2 separate regions of the Mus musculus genome follow, and region 1 is linked to region 2. A link is a loop called in an ENCODE intact Hi-C map of the cell type or tissue named here. Cell type or tissue: gastrocnemius. All regions are shown on one strand. Links, peaks and the distances in the headings refer to the core of each region. The heading gives the core; the rest is flanking DNA.

Region 1 (4,388 bases), core at 219-4,218, 180 kb after region 2:
CTGAGACAGCTGTCACCTGTTGCTGTTACTGTGTGACCGCTGGCTTTCACACTAACTGGTGGCAGTGCTCAAGGGCTTCCCAGACTAGTGGGAGGAACACAGGCACACACCCAACAGTAGCTCTGTCCATAGCACTGACATGGGGATGTGAGGGAAATAAAGACTCTGGGAAGGTGTCTGCCTGGGGCACCCTGCCTTAGGCTCCAGATGGTAACCGATGAAGGCAGAGATAGTTTGAGCTAGGCAAGCCACCCTGACACCGTACCACAGCCAAGAGGCACACAGCTCAGCTGTTGGTGACTGCCTGTACTCTACCTGGTGTGAGCTGGCCGGCTGCAGGTACAGCACCCATGGGGCCAGGCTATAGAGATATAAGGTTAAGAGCAGTCAAGTGTGAAGGAGAGAGACCCTGTTTGGTTATCTGCTCTCTGCAAAGCCCTCACTTTTGTATGGGGTGGGTTGTGGGGCTTCAGGAAGAAGAAACCATGGGTGGGAAGGACTTCCTGGTGGGCGAGCATTCGTGATTTAATGCAGTTCTTGGTAGAAAGGGCTCCTTTCTGCAACCCTTCCTCTGGGGTTAAGCCAGGCAGAAGTCACAGTCAGGTGTATCAGGAGAGCTGGGAGAACTCAGGTCACAGAGGTTCCATTTATGAGCAATAACTCCCAGTGACCTTAGAACCCTAGAGGTGAGGGGCCATTCATCCATTCACTCACTCAGTCAGTCAGTCAGTCATTCACTCACACTGCACCTTCTGGCTTTAAAACAACCTTAGCCAGTGAGGGAACCTACTTTAGGGCTGCCCATACAGCCTGCGGGGCTACAACTGTTCCCATCACAGATGGTGAAGAGCTGCGGCCCTCAGGTCTCATATGGGTGTGCACGGCAATATGGGAGCTGGGTGGCATAGAAGCTGCAGGCAAAGCGGCGGGATGATGAGGGGGTCCTCCACCCCAGCCTCTTGTTCACCTTCTGGACAGCCATGGAGACAGAAATCTCCATGAGTCCCACTGTGGCCTCAATCAGCAATCTGCCATCCCCATTCCAATCTTATCCCGGGCATCCCCAATCCAACGAGGGCTTGGCAAATACTTTTAATGTGCTCTGCCTGTTGCTAAAAGAGGGAACAGGGCAGGGCTCAGGCAGCCCTACACCCCCAGCTGCTCAGAACATTGTGGTGGCCAGATCAACAGACAAAGGTCAGATCCCAAGGAAACCCCAGGGAAGAAAGGAGAGCAGAAAGCATGTGCAAGAGCCCATCAAGAGCTCTGCGGCTGACACTGTCTGCAACCAGAGGTGGCACTGTAGCCCTGAACCAGCCAATGCTCTGCAGGGACTATAGGCCTCACGGGCCTCATTAGGGCCTGGCTTTGCCCCCAGGGCTGGGAACCCTGGATATGGCAGAGACAATGTCTCACTTCCCCCCTCCAGAAATGTCCTCTGTTGCTGGGTTTTTAGGATAGGAGATGAGTTTCCCATGAGCTGGTCATCTGGGCAGAAACAGTGGGAAGGGAGGATAATGAGGCTCAGGGACCAATCCAAAATGGAGGTAGAGAGATGGACATCCAGAACCTACCCAGTGTCTGGCTGCCACAGGAAGGGTGTGACTCCTTACAGGGAACACTGGGAATGCCTGTGGATGGCTGCTTTGGTACCCTTACCCAGAGAGGTAATGTGGCTCCTGTGTCCTCAGGAAGTATTGTTAGGCCTCCCAGACCCTACTAGACTGCTCCCAGAATTCTTCCTACTACAGGACCCCCCTTTCCTTCCTACTTGCCCATCAGCTCCACCTACTGGTTGCTCAGGGAAGGCCCAAGAGGCTTGTTAAGGGCAGAGCCTGATGTCTCAGTGTGTCCCCATTTTAGAGATGGGAGCAGAGGCTGAGAGAGAAGAGGTCACCTAGCCAGAGGGAGATGCTGGTCTGAGAACTCGGCAGGCTTGCCTCCCATAGCTCTTCTCTCTGTGGGATGGTGCCTCATCCCACCTGCGTCTACTGCACAATCCCAGAGTCCGGCATGTCTCCTGAGACTCAAGCACACTTTGATTAGCCAACTTCATGTCTTTGTGCTGATGTCTGCCTCTGTGACCCCCAACAGCCCAAATGAGTCCTACTGGGAGGGAAGGACATAGAAATCTGAATTTGTCACTTAACAATTCTCTCTTCTGTCTTCTATACTCAAAGTGTGTGCTAGACTAACTATTAACCAGTTGAGGAGTGGGGGTGGTGGTGATGATGGTGGTGGAGAGTGTGGTTATAGTGATAGAGGTGACTGCTATGCTGATGATGGTGATGGTGGTTAGGATGCTGATGATAGTGACGATCGTAATGGTGATGGTTATGGTGATGGTTATGGTGATAGTGGTGATAGTGATATTGGTGATGCTGTTGCTAGTGATGGTGAAGATAATGATGGTGGTGATGGTGTTGCTAGTGATGGTGAAGATAATGATGGTGGTGATGGTGATGATTGTGGTGATGGTAGTGATAATGGTAATGCTGATGACAATATGGTGATAATGACAGAGATGATGGAGATGCTGATAGTGGTAGTTATGATGATGATGGTTATAATGGTGGAAACAACTTGGTCTGAACATGCACCTATAGTGACAGAATTAATTCTGTCTACTCTTACCTCAAGAAGGAAAGTGAGGCCAAGAGAGGTTTAAGTCACCTTACAAGATAGCGGCTAAACCTAGAGGGCAACTGGCTGCGCCATCAGAGCAGCACTGACTCCACTCTGTACCGCTCTCTCAAAGCCTTGCTCACACCTCACACCTCACACCTCAGACCTGCCTGCATTCTTGGCCCCTTGGGGTTGTTTCTTGCTGGTCCTCAGTGTTATGCCTGTTACCCACACAGATTTGACTGTTGCTCTCGAATGTTCTTACATTGCAAAATAAGTCAAAGATGTAAAGTACAGGGCCCGGGTGTGGGTTCTCCCAGGGACTGAGGAGGGACAAGAAATCCCTCTACAGCTCTCCACACCACCTCTCTGATCTTCAGGGTGAGTCCTGGGCCCGCTGAGCAGCCTACCGAGGTGCAACAGACCTATGGTGTGTGCCCCAGGAACCCACCTGCATTCAGGCCTCTCTCTGCTATGCTTGGGCTCTGGATGGCACCTGAGGTGACTTCAGATGTGGGTGAGCACATAAACATGCCTCTGTGTGGATAGATGCCTGTTCTAAATCAGAACAAGGTGGTGTGATGTAAGGAATCTTCACAGAGAGTTACCTGGGTCATAAATGGCTGGGCTCTGCACAAACCTTTACTTGAATGATCTCATTTAGTCACCCAGATGCACTAGCTAGCAGTCTGTGTTATTTATGGGACAAGGCACTGTAGAATGCCAATCACTACCTTACGATCGCAGCTGACAGCTGTAGGAGCTGCAGCTGCTACTACCATTATCACGATCATGACCACCACCACCACCACCACCACCATCATCATCATCACATCACCTTTATCAATATCACCACCATGACTATCATCATCACAATCACTATCATCATCAGTAGCATCAGCATCACCACCACCACCACCACCACCACCACCACCACCACCACCACCACCACCATCAACATTACTGACATCACTACCACCACCAGCAGTAGCATAGTCAGCCTGTATCCTCAAGATTATCAACCATGGGAAAGCAGAACCGTGTTGGTCCCACCCTAGTCAGTCTGATCACCTGTGACTCTGTGGAAATGGGAAGCAAAATCAAATTTCAGTACACACTGGTGGGCAGAATTCTGCTGAGACAGCCCCAGATCTCACCTTTGATCCACACACACCCTCTAGCATGCAAATCCCCAGCCATGGTGAATGCCACGGAGTGATTGTCCATGATGAGAGTAGATTAGACAGCACTCACACAATTTAAGGAAGAAATACTATTCAGGAGGGACTGACATCATCACATGGATCTGTAGAAGGGGGTATCTGTACACATGAGTGTGTGCATGCAAACACACACACACCTGGGTGGTGTCAGACCCATTCCCATACACTCTGTGAAAGACAGCTGTAATGCTGGCTGACTCCTGGCAGGCTCCTAGTGACCTCCTCATTCTGAGGCATGGGCTTCATAGTCTGCTGACCTCCGTGCTCTCTCAGAGACCACACTGGTTCCTAAGCACTTTCACTACAGAGCCCAGCTTCTAGGTCACATGCACTTTGCAAAGAAGTGTCTACGTCACCACACCTGAAGATTTGTTGTACCCTGGGATAGGAATGGTGGCTGCCCAGAAACTTTCCCCCAAATTCTATTGCTTCTAAATATAGTGCCAATAAACTACCATGCATCCGACTCTCCCAAAGCTTGATTCAGCCTGGCAGACTATGTCTCCCTTAATCAAGTTTGTACTTTCTTTGTGGTTCCTT
Region 2 (4,388 bases), core at 213-4,212:
GTTATGTCCTATAAGGATCCCTAGCTACTAACATCTGTGTCTTCACACTGGTTGCTGATGACATAGGTGTACCCTGGCTCAGTGGCATGTCTGACACCTACATACTTCATTAAGTTCAGTTTCCCACTGTCTGTATCCATCCACATAGCGCTCTGGCCACCTGTGTTAACAACCCCAACCCTAGCTAGCACATTGTTCAACTGCAGTCAGGAATCCAGGTTGGGGGGGCGGTTTGCAGAAGGGAAGTTATGCCTTCCCATCTCCTATAGGGGGAACCCCTGTCACACAGACGACAGATCTCCTGGCCTTGATGTCAGCATCTTTCCATTCACGGTGATGTCACACTGGCCTTTTCCCAAAGTGGTTCCTGTGTGACAAAGGAGCTGGTTGCTCCTACAGAGAAACAAATGCTCCAGACCACAGAACACTGGCCTACCGCAGGTCACCAAGCTGTCCTTTACCCCCACCTGTATTCCAGGGGCACAGACAAAGGCAGTAAGGAGAGCTGGAAGAGCTGAGTCCAGCTGTACCCAGATATAGCGCTTACTGGTTACTCTGCTGGCATCTAGGGGTCCCGGGAGGGGCACACTACTGCCAGAACTATCCTGGGGGAGGTTGTGCCTCTCCATCCCCAAGTTATCTCTGGGAAACTCTGCTGCCTCTCTGAAGGCACTTTCAGCTCCATAAAAGGCTGCCTGGAGCTTCCAAAGGCTCCGCTCTCCTCAGAGAAACCCCAGCCAGCTGCCTCCCTGACTGCCAGCAGGGCCACCCCCACCCCTTAGATCCTTCCAGCCTACTGATGGCCTTGCTACTCCCATCTGCCACCCCCTTGTTTGGTACCCTTGGGGCGGGCTCAGCACTCTCGGCAGGTAGTTGGCAAGCTAGAATTTCCAAATTCTCACACCAGCAGCTTAGAAACACTGGCTATGGGGCTGTCAGACATAAGAAGATGTCACTGAGACAGCGGGGGTGAGGTGGAGGTTGGGGGTGGGGGGAGATACTCTACCGGCCCTTCTGACATCACAGGCCAAACAGCTATAGCAACTGAGGTCTGATCAGGGCCACAGAGGAAGGGGGTCCTCAACAGGTGGGAGAACACCACACCCCCTCAATATTGCTAAGCCTCCTGGGTAGGGTTCTCAGTTAGAGGTGAGGAGCAGCTGTCAGAAGTAGTACTGAAACCACTCAGAAGTAGCAGGGTTGTCTATGTGTGTGGGTTCCTGCATGGCTGTCTACCATGACTTATGTCAGCCTAATCTACCTGGGGTCTGGGGCCAGGGAGGGTCCCTTGGAGGAGTCATAGGGAGGTTCTAGTTTCTCTGTTTCCAGCCAACCCTCCCAGGACTCAGCCAAAAAGTACTGGCCTGCAGTACCCCTGGTGGGGCCTCTAAGTTCCTGCTCTGGGACTGTACTGTATGTAGCTCGTGGGGCTGAGGCTGGACCATTTGTCCCATCCATGTAGGAACCCCTAGCAGGTGGCTCAGCCTGGGAGAAGCTGGTGTGTGTGTGTGTGTGTGCTCTATAGCTCGAGCTCCTTAAGAACAGAGGCAAGGCAGGAAGCCTAGGAAAAGAGGCAAAAACCTCTTCAGAAAGCATGCTGTGGCCGTACCACTTCCTGGCAGTGGAAAGGTTGGCACAGGGAAGCTGTGTCATTCTGTTAGGTCTCCAAGATACTAGCCAAGAGAATGTGCCACCCAGTATCATCTATCTCTCCAACAAACTATCTGCACCCTGGGCTCAGAATAGATAGCAAGGAAAGAGGCCTTAACCCCAGGGGGAGTGGCAAGGAGCCCGCTCTTCCTGGGAAGAATGGGGGTGGAGCCTTACCTGTGGCACAGAGGGCCACAAAGGTCTGTGCATGCTTGCGGATGGTCTGCTTGTTCTCATCCGCCTCTGGCATTTTGGAGAGGAAGTGTTCGATGAAATCGTGGGGAGTCATGGCGGCCAGGTTCCACTTGAGCTTGTTCACCAGAAGCAGTTCCATTTGCTGCAGAGAATGAGGAACACGGTCAAAAGGAAGGCAGGCTGATTCGAGAAGGTCTAAAGAGTTGGGTCAACCCGGGACCCCATACAGGTAAACAACAAAATGTGCCTGTAGAAATACTAAGGGGACAGACTGCGGACAAAAAGAATCTCCCACCGCCAGCGCCGTGGCCTGCACGTCGCTAGGGGGCGCACACCGCCCACATTTCAGAGTGGTTTCACCACAGACATGGTGGGGAGTCCAGTACGGAAAGAGGGCGGGCACAGAGGTAGAATGGGTTGGCATTCTGCTCACTGCCATTTCGGTGTCGTGCGGTGCGGTGCGGGTGCCTTTCGTGGGGCAGGAGATCTGTCCATGGATGGCTGGATCTCCTGCCATTTGCAGCTCCCACCACCCAGCATAAAGAGGGATTGTCGGTGGTGGGTTACGTGGTTACCAGCAGCTCCTCGGGCCGGATAGAGTTGTCAGTGTAGATGCACAACTTCTCGGCAGTCAAGGGAATGGTCTCCTTCATCTTAGAGGCCACGAACATGCAGGTGGCCCCCAGCAGCTGCAGGCGGCTCTTCTTCAAGGGCTCCAGGGACAGGAAGCGGTCCAGGTAGTTCATGGCCAGCGGGAAGACCTCCTCTTCGCACTTCTGCTCCTCACAGACCTGCGGGGATCCGGACCCTGACCGTCAACGTGGGAGGGGGGCGTCGCTCGATACGACCCCATTCCCTTCTCCTAGATTGCACAGAGAGGGATTCCGGTGGCCAACTCCCTGGGATGCGCTCCTGCTCCGAGGGTTCCCAGTGCCCACCCACCCTGAAACTGAAAGGGAAAGTCTTTGGGCAGCTGGCGGGGCCGGTCGAAGCAATGGTGGCCACGGAGACCCCGGTCCCCTGTTGAAATTAGGAAGCCACAAGCCAGAGAACCCCACCGCGGGGCTGGCGGGGCGCCGGGGGCTGGGCGCCGCTCGAGCGCACGCGAGACACAATGGTGGCGTCCCAGGCCGCCGCGCTGCATTTCCCAGACGTCATCTTTTCAAAAAATATTTAAAAATATTTAAAAAATAACTAGGTGCCTAAAAACGACCTGAAAATAACCATCGGACGACCCTTGATCCAAGCCGAGGGTCAGGAGCTCAGTGGACATCGGGGGGTGAGCTCCAGCAACTCAAACTCCGGGGGCCCCCCTTTTGCAGGGTGCGGGCGCTGTTTGCCTCTACAAGGGCATTATGCCTCACTTTAAAAATTATTTTAAAATATTTTGGGACCCCTGAGTCTCCTGCTGAACATCTGAAAATGTGCTTTTGTCCCCCTCCGCCCCCAGTTTGACCTAGACAGGTTCCTCCAAATCCAGAACCGCACGCACAACAGTCAGTCTCATTGACTAGGGGGCCACGCGACCTTGCAGCCTGGCGTTTTCTCTGGGCCAGGCAGCGTGTGCGGGGTACCCAGGTCCGCTGTTTGAACAAAGAATCCCCCACCCCAAATATTCCTCACACTGTCTTATTTAGTGATTCCCGGCCGCCACGAGGCCCCTCGTGCCTGTCCCAGCGCCCCTACTGCCGCTCCCTGCCCTGCCCCCAATTATTAATAAACACTTTTTGCTTTGCAATAAAGGAGCAAAGATGGCGCATAATATTGGCACGAGCGGCCCTTGCATACGTGTCCATGGATATTAATTTAAAAATCAAATTTATGCCCCCTCCCCCCTTGAGCTGGCGAAACGCGCAGGGGCGGCCCCCGCCGAGGCGCTGCAGGAATGGGGCACAAGCGGGGGCCACAGAAGCTCAGCCTGCACCCTCTGTGGTGTCGCTGACACCGTCCTCCCTCGAAGGCACCCCTCCCCGACTGCCCTCCACCAGGAAAAGGAATTCCCATCTTCCCAACTCCCAAACCTTCCTCGTTCAAAAGGACCCAATCTATTTATTTTGTGAATACCGAGTCCTAGCAACGCACCCGGAAAACTCCGTGACGGAAGGGAAGAGAAGGGAGGAAGATGTTGGTGATAGCAACAAGTTGCCAGGGGGTCCCAAGCTAGCAGCCTGTAAAGTCTCTTACCTCCAGCATCCAGGTGGCCACGATTTTCCGCATGGATGGCACAATCTCCTTCTGCACGCACTTGAAGTAAGATACGGAGGGCGCACAGGTCTCCTCCGTCTTGAGCATGGCTCGCAGCACCCGGTCGTTGAGGAGATTGGTGTCAGGGTACGCGCGGCGGATGGTCTCCACTTCGCAGCACAGGAGCTGGTGTTCCATGGCGCGGCCGTCTGGGGAGGGCTGTGGTCTCGGTTGGGCTCCGGTGGCGGCTGCTGACGCGCGCTGCCTCGCGCTGTACTGCCGGTCTCCGGAGCGCGCGGAGTCTGTAGCTCTCTGCTACTGCGCCGACAGCCCTCTGGAGGCTGCAGGACTTTGCAACT

What was found. Peaks named below come from ENCODE experiments on the same cell type or tissue, not always from the same donor. Only the 100,000 strongest peaks of a DNase experiment are listed, where the experiment ranks them.
Region 1: a loop joins it to region 2, with 3 times the contacts of the local background. A loop is called at or near these places in 32 of 42 quality-filtered maps.

What each region holds. Positions count from the first base shown.
Region 1 is chr7:145,113,070-145,117,457 of GRCm38, forward strand. No RefSeq gene overlaps it. Among named protein-coding and RNA genes, the nearest start is that of Gm46023, 46 kb to the left of the region's middle. In gastrocnemius, for the core only: a CTCF peak has its summit at 1,795 (motif pointing left); a DNase peak (open chromatin) is centred at 1,760.
Region 2 is chr7:144,935,467-144,939,854 of GRCm38, forward strand. It overlaps Ccnd1 (cyclin D1), which reads right to left and starts at 4,365. Exons shown (of 5, transcript NM_007631.3): 1 at 4,030-4,365; 2 at 2,421-2,636; 3 at 1,828-1,987. The coding sequence starts at 4,227. In gastrocnemius, for the core only: CTCF peaks have their summits at 278 and 2,163; DNase peaks (open chromatin) are centred at 325, 738, 1,431, 2,197 and 3 more places; H3K4me3 peaks cover 2,236 bases; H3K27ac peaks cover 1,775 bases.